Linked DNA regions of Homo sapiens: region 2 is linked to region 1. Evidence: chromatin loops called from intact Hi-C (ENCODE). Cell type or tissue: endothelial cell of umbilical vein. All regions are shown on one strand. Links, peaks and the distances in the headings refer to the core of each region. The heading gives the core; the rest is flanking DNA.

Region 1 (5,912 bases), core at 1,234-5,233:
AGCTGGTCTCGAACTCTTGACCTCAAGTGATCAACCCGCCTCGGCCTCCCGAAGTGCTGGGATTATAGGCATGAGCCACTGTGCCCGGCCCATTTTCTCTTTTCTTAAAGAATATGTGTTAGATTTTGTAAAGTGCTGATTTTATTTACCAGATAGCACAAAATCCAGTACATGGTAGTACTTAACAAATGTTTTTGAATAAATTAATAGCTTAAGGTTTTCAACAAGCAGAGCTCGAAGAAAAAAAATGTTTAGTCAAAATGAAACAATTTTATTCTAGAACTCATTTCCCAAACACTGAAGCAAGAACACAGGAAAATTCCTTAGTACTCAACTAATGGTGAATGATATGACTCCCAAGATATACAGTAGTCTCTCCTTACAAAGCATCTTATTAATTACTAGATGAAAACTTATTAGAGGCCAATTACTAGACTATAACACAAGATTAAAATAGATCTACCCATAAATGGTAGACAGAAAATACTTCTTGATTTCTTCAGTTTGATTTCATCAGTGTGAGATTATAAAGATGACTCCAAATCCCTCCTTACATCCCCTTGTGTTATGTGTCATTGCAGAGCCTCCTATGAAAAGGTCAACTCTGTTTCTCACTCCTTGAGCTTGAGTTGGCTAAGTGGCCTCCCTTGTCCAGTGGGGCATTAGCCAGCCTGTCACAAACAGGGGACTCAAAAATGCTTGTATATTGGAGTCCACCCTCTCTTGCTGATCTTGGAAACCCTAAAACTACTACTATGTGGACAAGACTAGAGTGGCCAGATGGATGCTAAAAGACACTTAGAGAATTACTCTTATAACCCTAGCTATCATTGCAGTTGAGAGAAAGACAACTGGTACATTATTGGCCTATCAACTGTCATTTAAGTGCAGAACCATAAATGATTACAAACAAAGAACAGCCAACAAAAGCCAGCCCAAATTGCTGACACTCAAAGTTGTGAGCTAAATATCTTAAAACCATTAACTTTTGGAGCAATGTGTTAAGGCAGCAAAAACTAACTTATACAAGGAGATAAAATGAAATTCAAGATATTTTTTAACTTTCCCTTTTGATTTCTTCTTTGACCTAGTAGCTCTTCTGAAGTGTGTTGTTTAATTTTCCCATATTTGTCTCTTTTTTTTAGTTTTCCTCTTGTTATTCATAATTTTGTGGTCAGAAAATATTGACATGATTTCAATCTTCTTAAATTTGTTAAGACTTGTTTTGCAGCCTAACATATGATATAGCCTGGAGAATGTTTCCTGTGTACTTAGGAAGAATGTTTATTCTGCTACTATTGGGTGGAAGAGTCTGTATAGTTCCATTCTGTCTAAAGTGTAATTCAACTCCAGTGTTGCCATATTCATTTTCTGTCTGGATGGTCTATCTGCTATTGAAAGTGGTGTGTCAAAGTCCTCTACTATTATTGTGTTGCTGTGTATTTCTTCCTTCCCAGATCTGTTAATATTTGCTTTAGATATTTAGGTCCTCTGATGGTGGGTACATATATATTTACAATTGTTATATCCTCTTCATAGAGTTTTTATGGTACTTTTGTTGGAGATAATTTATTAGATTTAATATAATCAAAATTCCCCAACATGTTTTTTGTGTCATGTTTCAGAAATTCGTCAGTAACAAAATCCATAAAAGCATTATCTTATGTTATCCTACAAAACCTCTGTGTCTTTGACATTTAGACCCTTCATCCACCTAGAATTAATTTTTTTTACAATAGTCATGTTCTTTACTGATCAGTGTGTATATGCTATTCACTATGTTCTCTTATTACTCATTTTACAAGAGCCCGTTCAAACATTATCTACTTGGTGAATCCTTCCACCAAGTCACAGTTTACTAATTTATTCTTGATGCTTTCATACTAGGGTGTAATCCAACAATGATTTTTGAGAACAAATATGTTCTGGGTACTAGACTAAATTCTGGAGATACAAACAAGAGTAAGTTACAGCTTTTGCCTTCAGCATTTCATTGCTCTCTTCAAGGTTTTTTTCCTTTTCTCTTCTCCTCTTTTTTGGTGCCCTGGGCCCTCTGGGCACTCTGCTGAAGTCTATGAATTATCTTTTTATCTTTTTAAAATACTATTTTATATTTGTAATGACTAAATAAACAATACAACAAAGGAATCCCATGTATTAGAATAGTTGTCAAAGTGCTAAAAATTGTAATATCACAATACCTGAGTTTCTTAATAGTCACATGAATTAACAAGGTCTGGGGAAATAGAATAACTACTATAATTTTGGGGTACTAGTGAACTCAATATTTTTACATAATAGAAATAATCATAATATGGTATAAAATACCATATTTATTGGTGACAATGTCACAGTATTAGTATTGCTAATATTACTGTGGTAAGTTTCCTGCAATCATAACTGAAGGTAATGCTAAATTTTAGTTCAATATTAGTGAAACTAAAGATACCATTTTTTCCTATTCAAGTTTGTGATCTCTATATTCTGTGGCCTCAGGTTATGAACCCCTGGTATTCTGGAGCAATTTGAAACATTTGTTATTATCGGTTGCAGTAAAATATAACTTTGAGATCACATTATATCTATCTATCTATCTCTATATATATAGTATATTATCCTTCAATAACCAAATCTATAAATGTATTATGTTATCCTATAAAACCTCTATGCCTTTGACATTTAGAGCCTTCATCTACCTAGAATTGATTTTTTTAATAATAGTCATGTTCATACGTATCATTTAAACCATCAACAATTACCCTGCCTATATGTAGTACAGTCTGTTTTTCCATTTTATTCCACTTCACTTTAAAAAATTCAGATGGGATCCCCAAAACTTATTTCACAATTTACTAATGGATTATATGAAGCTTGAATAACACTGGTCTAGTGGAAATGTTATGGTTCATCCTTATGTTATTTTTTTTTAAAAAAGAGTTTCTTCTTCCGTTATATTGATTGTTTTTCACAAAACTCATAGAGTTTCCCCTTTTGTATAGTAATTATGAGTTTTCATCTTTGTTGCATTGAACCATAACATATTCATTGACTATTTCATTTTCAGGATTCCTTTAACTTAATGGCCTGGTAAAGATTGAGTCAAAGCCCGTAATATAGCATCCTCATCTCATGCTATCAGATCCACACAGAGCAGGCACATTAGCCAAGTTGTTAGCTGCCCAAATGTGATTTGGCTCAGGAAGTGTGCATTAGTCACACATTTCCCACAATCATCTACCACATGGAATAGAATCTTCATCTCTTTCAGAGTTGCTCCCTACTTTTAACCAACCCGAGAGACCAAGTATATCTAGTCTTTCTGGAGGACATTTGGATTCTCCCATGACCCCTTCATCCCACCAAAAAAATGAAGTCTTGTTTCATGGTCCTCATTAGGCTTTGAGCTCATTTGCCAAAGTGGGATTGTGTATATACTAAGATTTCTGAGTTTTAACTCATAGGTATCTTAGGAAAAGAGCTGCTCCAGAGTCATGAGGGTGAATTTAGTCTTTCAGCCCCCACAACCTTCCAATACTATTCTCATCTCTCTCCCCTGCTTAATGGTAGTCTTCTCTTTCTTCATGTAGTATCCTTCTTCACTATTTATGCTTCTTTTTTCCCTTATCTTGTCTTTCTAAAATTTACTCACACTAAGTTATCCCCTTTAAAATGGAAATACTCTTACTAAAAGAAACACAGCTGTGGAATTTCAAGCATAAGAAGGCAGTTGGAACATTTAGGAAGGCAGAAGGTGAGCTCATGAAGAGGTTTTGGACAGATTTGCATTACACATTGAAAACATAAATCTCAGGTTCCGTCACACATATTGAGAGCAAAAGTTACTTGTCAAGAGAAGCAAATAAATCTCACTGGCTTGGATATTATGTTACAGTTTTTCATAATTTAAATTAGAAATCTGTCTTTAATGCGAGGATTTGTTAGTTAAAAGAAAACAATATAGCCGGATATGGTGGCTCATGCCTGTAATCCCAGCATTTTGGGAGGCTGAGCGGGAAGATCACTTGAAGCAAGGAGTTTGAGGCCAGCCTGGCCAACATGGTGAAATCCTGTCTCTACTAAAAATACAAAGAAATTAGCTGGGCACAGTGACTCACGCCTATAATCCCGGCTACTCTGCAGGCTCAGGTGGGAGAATCGCTTGAACCTGGGAGGTGGAGGTTACAGTGAGCTAAGATGCCACCACATCACTCCAAAGTGAGACCTTGTCAAAAAAAAAAAAAAAAGAAAAGAAAGAAAACAAGGTGATTTTTTATTATTGAGTAGATTTACCTCTCTTGCCTGAAACTGGAAGGTTTTATAAGAACAAATACATTTTAAATATGCTAACTGGGAAGAACATTTTAGATGAGGGAAAATTTAAACTTTCAAAAACTTCAGCATAAAAATACAAAGACTTTCTTCTTTTGGGAAACTTATATTAAAGAAAAATTGCTAAGTAATCCAAAATTTTGTAAAATTAGGCTCTTGTTTGTATGTATGTATTAAAAGTTAATTTATTTAACATATATTTATAAAGTACCAACTAAGTATCAGGAATTTTTCTAAACACTAAAGATACAGCAGGGAACAAGACTGATATTTTACCAGCACTTGCTCTAGTTGGGTGACAGAGGAAATAAATGTATATATATATTTCAATGTATATATTTGAAATGGAAGATCAATTCCAGGTAGTAAGCAATACAGGAAAAAGTTATTTTAAGGATGGGAAAATATAGGTTCTCCAACAGACATAACCATATGAATGAAATTAAATAGTCGTGCCTTTAAAATAAATTTGTATTGATTTTCTCATGATTTCTAAAATAAGTTCATTGTAGAAAAGATGGAAATGTATCAAGAGTAAAAATGTCAATATCATGGCTAATCTTTACTGAGAATTGCAGCATATGCTTTTATTATAGTGTCTGATTTAATTTTCAGAAACATCCAGTGAAATCAATATATTTACTATCCTCATTTTGTACACAAGAAAACTGAGACATGGATGACATAACAAGGTCTACATATATTGAATGGCAGCTTTTGAAATAAAAACAAGGTCTATTTATTACATGTCTCTAAGCCCATACCATTACCATTACACTATTGTGGTAGGCCAGAAAATCACTCTCCAAATGTGTCTCTACCCTAGTCCATGGATCCTGTGAGTATTGTTATGTTATGTGAGTATGTTATGTTAATGGAGGAAGGGACTTTCCAGATGGAATTAAGGTTGCTAATCAGTGGCATTTAACAGGTTCATGGATTATCCAAGTGGATCCAATCTAATTTCCTCAAGGCCTAAAAAGCAGAGAAGTTTCTCCAGCTGGATTCAGTCAGAGAGATGCCATGGAATAAAAAGTCAGGAAAGGTGTAAATCATGAGACCTCACCCACTGTTGCTGGATGTGAAGATGAAAGTAGCCATGAGCCGGAAAGTGTGGCAGTCCTTAGAAGTTGAGAACAACCCTGGCTGACAGCCAGCAAGGAAACGGGGACCTGAGTCCTACAGCCACAAGAAGCTGAATTCTTTCAACAACCTAAATGAGCCTAAAGTAGATTCTTCTTCAGAGCCTTCATGTAAGAGCCCTAGCTGACTAGCACCTTGATTTTGGCATCATGGAACCCAGAGCAGAGAAACGAGCTGGGCCTCCTAGAGTTCTGACTATGGAACTGTGAGATAAATTTGTGTTGTTCTAAACTATTAACTTTGTGGTAATTTGTTATAGCAACAGTAGATAATAAATGTGCTACTCTACTTCTCCTTAAAGAAGCAAAAAAATCTCTAATCCTGCCACCAAGAGATAATTACTATAAGCATTTTAGTGCATATAGGTTTACCGCTTGTTGTCTATATATAGATATATTGTTATAAGTTTTAGATTATGCTGAACATATTATTTTTAACAT
Region 2 (5,912 bases), core at 993-4,992, 160 kb before region 1:
AATGTATGTGAAAGCACTCAATATTCTAAAATTCTACACCAATGTAAAGTATCAACATTACTATAACTCATATATTTCCAATCTAGTTTTGTGAGTAGGTGGGTGTGTGCAATGTGAGTGAGTGCATGAGTACAGAAGAACAATGCTCAGTTGTCGTGAACAGGCCCCCATCCTGGACTAACATCTCCATTACCCTCCCTACACAGAAAGAGCCTGAACTTATATGAAGATAGGCAAGACTCAGATACACCTAACTAATGACAAGTTTCAGATTTGAGGCTTTTTTTAAGAAGCACAGCAGTAGAAGTCCTTTCCTAGTTAATCTAAGAAGCAGATACAATTTGTTTGTAGTGTCTCACCTTTCCTATCCCCTGACATTTATTTTTCTTTATCATAAAACCCAATGCCCTCTACTATTCTCCAGCAAGTCCCATCTTCCTTATTGGTTAATGCCCCAGTACCATACTAAGTAATGCTTGGTGCTTTCTAATTACCTTTCCCCCAAACTCAAACTCTCGTGAATTTAGGCTATGGAGAAAAATGTTCTATTAATCTGGTCCACCTGAGAATATGACAAGATAATAACAATATCCATATGGGCAATTTCATGTTTAATAATTTGGTAATTGTTATAAATGGGTGATGGCTTTAAAAGTCTAAGAAAAACTTTTAAGAAAGAATGCTTTCTAAAAATCCCTTAATTTTAGAGGTGATGCTTTGACATTCATGAGGCAATCCTTAACCTGGAAAAGGCAAGCAGTGAAATGAGGTGATAAACACTCTAAAAACCAGATGGAATACTGGTCAAATGCTGTGTGGCGGCAAGAAGTGACACATAGCGGCTCTCCGAGCTGCTCTAAGACATCCACTAGAGCCTAGAATCAATCACTTTTCATACTGAATAGACCACAAAAGACAAACCTCATTGATACCAGGGCCATATACTCACAGAAAACATTAATCTAGGACCATATAATATTTTAAAAGGTCTTTTTACAAAAAAACCATATAACATTTTTAAAAGGTCTTTTTGGAAAAAAAGATAAATCCAAATTGCCCTGAAATTAGTTAGAAAGTTAGGAATAGAGACCATAAAATATATTCACTAAGTGGATTTTTTAAAAAACTTTAAAAGCAATTTAGTTTCTTGGTCATAAAACAGAAAAAGAGAGTGAAGCAATCAAACAGGCATGAGGTCAAGAGGTGAAAATACAGGAAAGAAAAGGTAGAGGGTCAAAGAAAAAAGAAAATAGGCCCAAAAGAAACAGTAACAGGGAGAGAAGCATTAAGAGACAAATGCAAATGTGTTTGAAAACACACACAAAGGGAAGAGAATGCCAGGAAAGGCTACACACACTTACCCATACTTACCTGATGTATATATTCTCTCTGTGCAGAGAGAGACAGATTGAAAGCATGGAGGAAAAAAAACACACATAAAGACACACTGTGATGGCTTGGTATTGTGTCGGCTGAGGCTACACTGTGATGGCTAGGTTAAACTACATTTCCAAGATTTCCCTTCCATATGTTTTTCCACTTAGGGTGAGACACAGAGAGAATCTTGTGCAAGATTTGGAGGGTAGAAGTAAAGCAGCAGCTATTTTTGTAGGTCACGTAAATTGTCACTTATCCTCTGGCTTACCTTGTTGGTCTAAGACAGGAGCTCAGCCTACAATTGCTCCACCTTCCATTGAATTCTCCTGATTCTCCACGGGGTGTGTGTGTGTGTGTGTGTGTGTGTGTGTGTGTGTGTGTGTGTGTGTGTGTGTGTATCTTTAGCTCCTTGATGAAGAGCACTGGCTTCTGCAGGAACCCCTTGCCATCAAGGTGAGAGACAGTAAAAACTGATACTTGTGGGTTCCAGTTTGTTCCTACTGTCTCCCACTTTATATGCATTTTCCCTTCTTTTTGTGGACTTCAAGCCTTCACAGCAGATTCAAGGACACAGCTACACAGAGACTACTTAATTAGCTCCCACTTTCATAATTGCATGAGGTCTACTGCCTGGGAAAAATCCCTTGATACAAATACAAGATTGGATGAATGAATGAGTGAATGAACAAATATGGTTCCTTGTGACTCTGCTGTTCTGATTGCATACTGACTGATACAGACACATAAATTAAAAAACCAGGTTTCTAAAAGTTAATGAAACAGTATCTCTAGTGTTTAACCTTTAAGAACTATCCCTGCTAATATAGACCCCTGCTTTTAGCTAATGAAATTCAGTTCAGAGCTAGATTCTCATTCATGTGAGTTTCTCCTAATTGACAGAATTGTTATTTTATCATCCAGAATGTGAAGGGAGAAATATCCTCAGCTAATTAGAATTTTCCAAAGACATGCTTAGACCTTGTCACTACTAACTTTAACTCTAGTTTAACATTAAGAGAAAGTATATGAGAAGGGTATATAAAAAATACATGTTCTAACAGTTCATATGAAATTGAGCATCTCTTAACTTTTCTAATTTTCAGTCTTTGAAGGGTTAGTGAGCCATCCAATCATCATCTTGTTTAAGTCATTCTTATGTAGATATTGATATCATTTGAAATGTACAGAATTTAACTATAATTTACATAATCCCAGGTACTGCTGATCATAAATATTTTGTCTTTATGGTTTTGATTAATAACAGCAATGAAATTCCTAGAGTCATCTAGTGATCATCAAGAGTCTTTATATAATTCATCTTGCATTGACAAATTGTAATTTTACTATGACTGTCTTTGAAGTAAATGCCTACCTACTTCTTGGAAATGTCTTCAACTTTACTGGGAGATAAACAGAATTGAAGTTTGAATCCCTACTTGGCTCAGGCCCATAGAATCTATCGCAGTGCCACCCAACAGAAATATAATATAGGTCACATCTGTCATTTTAAATTTCCTAGTAGCTATATATTTTTTAAAAATTAAAAGGATATCACATTTATTTTCACCATATATAACTCTATACATTTAAAACAGTATTTGAACATAATCAGTATAAAAAATAAAGTTATATTTACAAATTTTTCCATATGAAGTCTTTGAGACTCAGTGTACATTTAAAATTTCTGCACACCTCAATTAAGACTAGACAAATTTAAAGAGCTCAATAATCCCATTTGACTAGTGGTGAATACATTGAACAGTGCAGTTATAGTGAGTCTGTTGGGTGAAGGAAGTGATAAGCCTGAATATGCCTACTAAACTCAGGGAGCAAAAGCACAAGTTAATTATCCACCACAAGAGATTGTGAAATTATATAGGCCAGGAAATTTCCTTGTAAACCCAAGGTTATGTTCCTCTTCACTGAGGGGGGCAGTATTCTAAGTAACCTGGATGAAACCCACTCCACCTTGTTACGGCATATGCAAGACAGAAAACACATTTGGTGTCAAAATAGAATTGTAAGCCCCCGCACAGATTCACTGTAATATTCTCAGCACAAGCCTGCTTTGGGATGTCTCTGACCCCAGAATTCCATGGGGTGATCAGGAGCTGACCCAGCCAAGTTTTTGGAGCTTTGCAAAAAGATCTCTTCTTCCGTCACAAGCAGGCGCAATGCACACTTGGCAGAGAATTATGTGGCTTGCACTGGATATCTTTAGTACCATTGCAGAGGGGTTTCTGGGGAAGTAGGGGGTAGCAACACTGGTGGAAATCAGGATCCAAGGATGGGCAAAGGTCCTAGAAGGCTCATTCCAACCAAATCCAATATGCCACACAGCAGACGTGACTAAAGTTCTGGGGAATGGTGTGAGGAGCAACCAGCTGGAGGTGCAGGAAAGTGAGAGTTTCTTCTTTGGATCTCATTCATGTCAGACTCTAGGTCTCAGGTCCACTCCAGTAACAATGACAACAGCAGCAGTGTTAGTGGTACTGGCCAATCAATGAGCATCTCCTGCCATTAAAAGTTTTTAAAAACGATGTGATGACTACATTTACAATAGCACACACTTACTAGATGTATAACATATGCCAGTTACTCTTCAAAGTGCTTTCATGTACTTTTTATTATATTTTAGATCTGTAAAAGATGAATAATTTTTACCTTCACTTTAAAAATGAGACAACTGAGGCCAGGCGCAGTGGCTCACGTCTCTAATTCTAGCACTTTGGGAGGCCGAGGTGGGTGGATCACGAGGTCAGGAGTTCGAGACCAGCCTGGCCAACATGGTGAAACGCCGTCTCTACTAAAAGTACAAAAATTAGCCGGGTGCAGTGGCACCTGCCTGTAATCCCAGCTACTCAGGAGTCTGGGGCAAGAGAATCACTTGAACCCGGGAGGCAGGGGTTGCAGTGAGCTGAGATCGTGCCACTGCATTCTAGCCTGGGTGACAGAGCAAGACTCTGTCTCAAAAAAAAAAAAAAAAAAAATGAGACAACTGAGATTCCAGAGTAACTTGTTTATTATCACACTGCTAGAAAGTAGAGAATTGAAATAGGAACTTTGTACATAAGATCCCAAAAATATACATTAGACATCAGGAGCAATATAGAAATTGCAAAAGCGTAAAAGACAAAGGGCTTTTCCTTTAGGTAGAAGAAAGGTTGACAGCAGATCTTTTTGTCCAACAGATGGTAGGGTTGTCTTAGACCATTTGGGATGCTATAACAAAATGTCATAATATTGGTAGTTTATAAAAAACATAAATTTATTTTTCAGTTATGAAAGCTGAGGAATCTAATATGAAGGTGCTGGCAGAATCATATTAGATTAGTGAGGACCAACTTCTGGGTTTATAGAAGTCATGTTGCTGCACCATCACATGGTGGAAGGGACAAATGAGCTTCCTTAGGCCTTATATTAATGTACTTGAGCTCTCATGACCTAATCACCTCTTTAAAAGCCCTATCTCCTAATACCATCACCTTGGGGATGAGGATTTCAACATATAAATTGGTGGGATGGAGATGTGCAGGCACAAACACTCAAACTGTAGCAAAGGTGTTAGAAAGTTTTATAGTGATAGAGTTGTAGCTGAGGACTTGACTACCTGACTAGAGCTAATGTTTCCCAGGCCCCTGTTGGGTAGATGTGCCTAAATGACTATGTTCTCAACAATGATATGTGAACAGAAGTAATATGTGTCACTTCTTTTCCGGAACCTTAGAAAAGTAGGAATGCATCTGCTTTCTCTTACTCCTTCCACTGGCTATAACCTGAGCATGTCGGGCACTTAGTTTTAGCCATAGATATGATGAAAATGTCCTGTTTGCTGATGCAGTTATGTCTTAGAAGGAATTTTATTACACCAGTGACTGTGAGGATCAGAGCTGTTCTCCCTTCCTGGACAGCTCGCTTACTGTATTTTATAACTCTATAAGATGAGTATTTCGATCCTCATTTAGAAGATGAGACAACTGAGGTTATAACATAATAGAGAAAAAAGCATCTATAATCTTTTTGTAGGTCTTTCTGTTATTGCAGCTTCTCTAGACCATACAAAACACAGAGGAAGCTGCTACCGTCAAGTTAGGACTATGCACACAAGCATTGCAGAAGGTGGCGTGCCTTCCCTGTCATCCCTATCAGCAACACAGTGAAACCAATATGCAGCATATCTTGCAATAAAGAGAGACCTCAAGGAATTTGAGTGCACAGAATTTTTAAAAACTTTTATCTAGCTTTATATAAGCTAGTGTGACTTAAGAGGAAGAGTACGCTTGTCATAAGTAAATTTTATAATTGCTATCACAAAGAACTATATATAAAATTAGCCAATCTGTATTCCATATTTATAATAATAAATATGGTGAAATATACCAAGCTATATGGGACTATATAGACAAAAAGAAAACTATGCAGAGGCCCATAATCTAATGTTAAGAGACATTTAGCTTCTCAGTTCATGGATTTCCATAGGTGACCAGGGAGAATTTATAGCCATTACTTTTAAACATGCGAACAAATTAAATGTA

Evidence for each region. Peaks named below come from ENCODE experiments on the same cell type or tissue, not always from the same donor. Only the 100,000 strongest peaks of a DNase experiment are listed, where the experiment ranks them.
Region 2: a loop joins it to region 1, with 3 times the contacts of the local background. A loop is called at or near these places in 1 of 110 quality-filtered maps.

What each region holds. Positions count from the first base shown.
Region 1 is chr5:40,195,746-40,201,657 of GRCh38, forward strand. No RefSeq gene overlaps it. Among named protein-coding and RNA genes, the nearest start is that of LINC00604, 42 kb to the right of the region's middle. In endothelial cell of umbilical vein, for the core only: no CTCF peak of the experiment used is centred there; a DNase peak (open chromatin) is centred at 3,186; H3K27ac peaks cover 860 bases.
Region 2 is chr5:40,034,701-40,040,612 of GRCh38, forward strand. No RefSeq gene overlaps it. Among named protein-coding and RNA genes, the nearest start is that of LINC00603, 15 kb to the right of the region's middle. In endothelial cell of umbilical vein, for the core only: no CTCF peak of the experiment used is centred there; no DNase peak of the experiment used is centred there.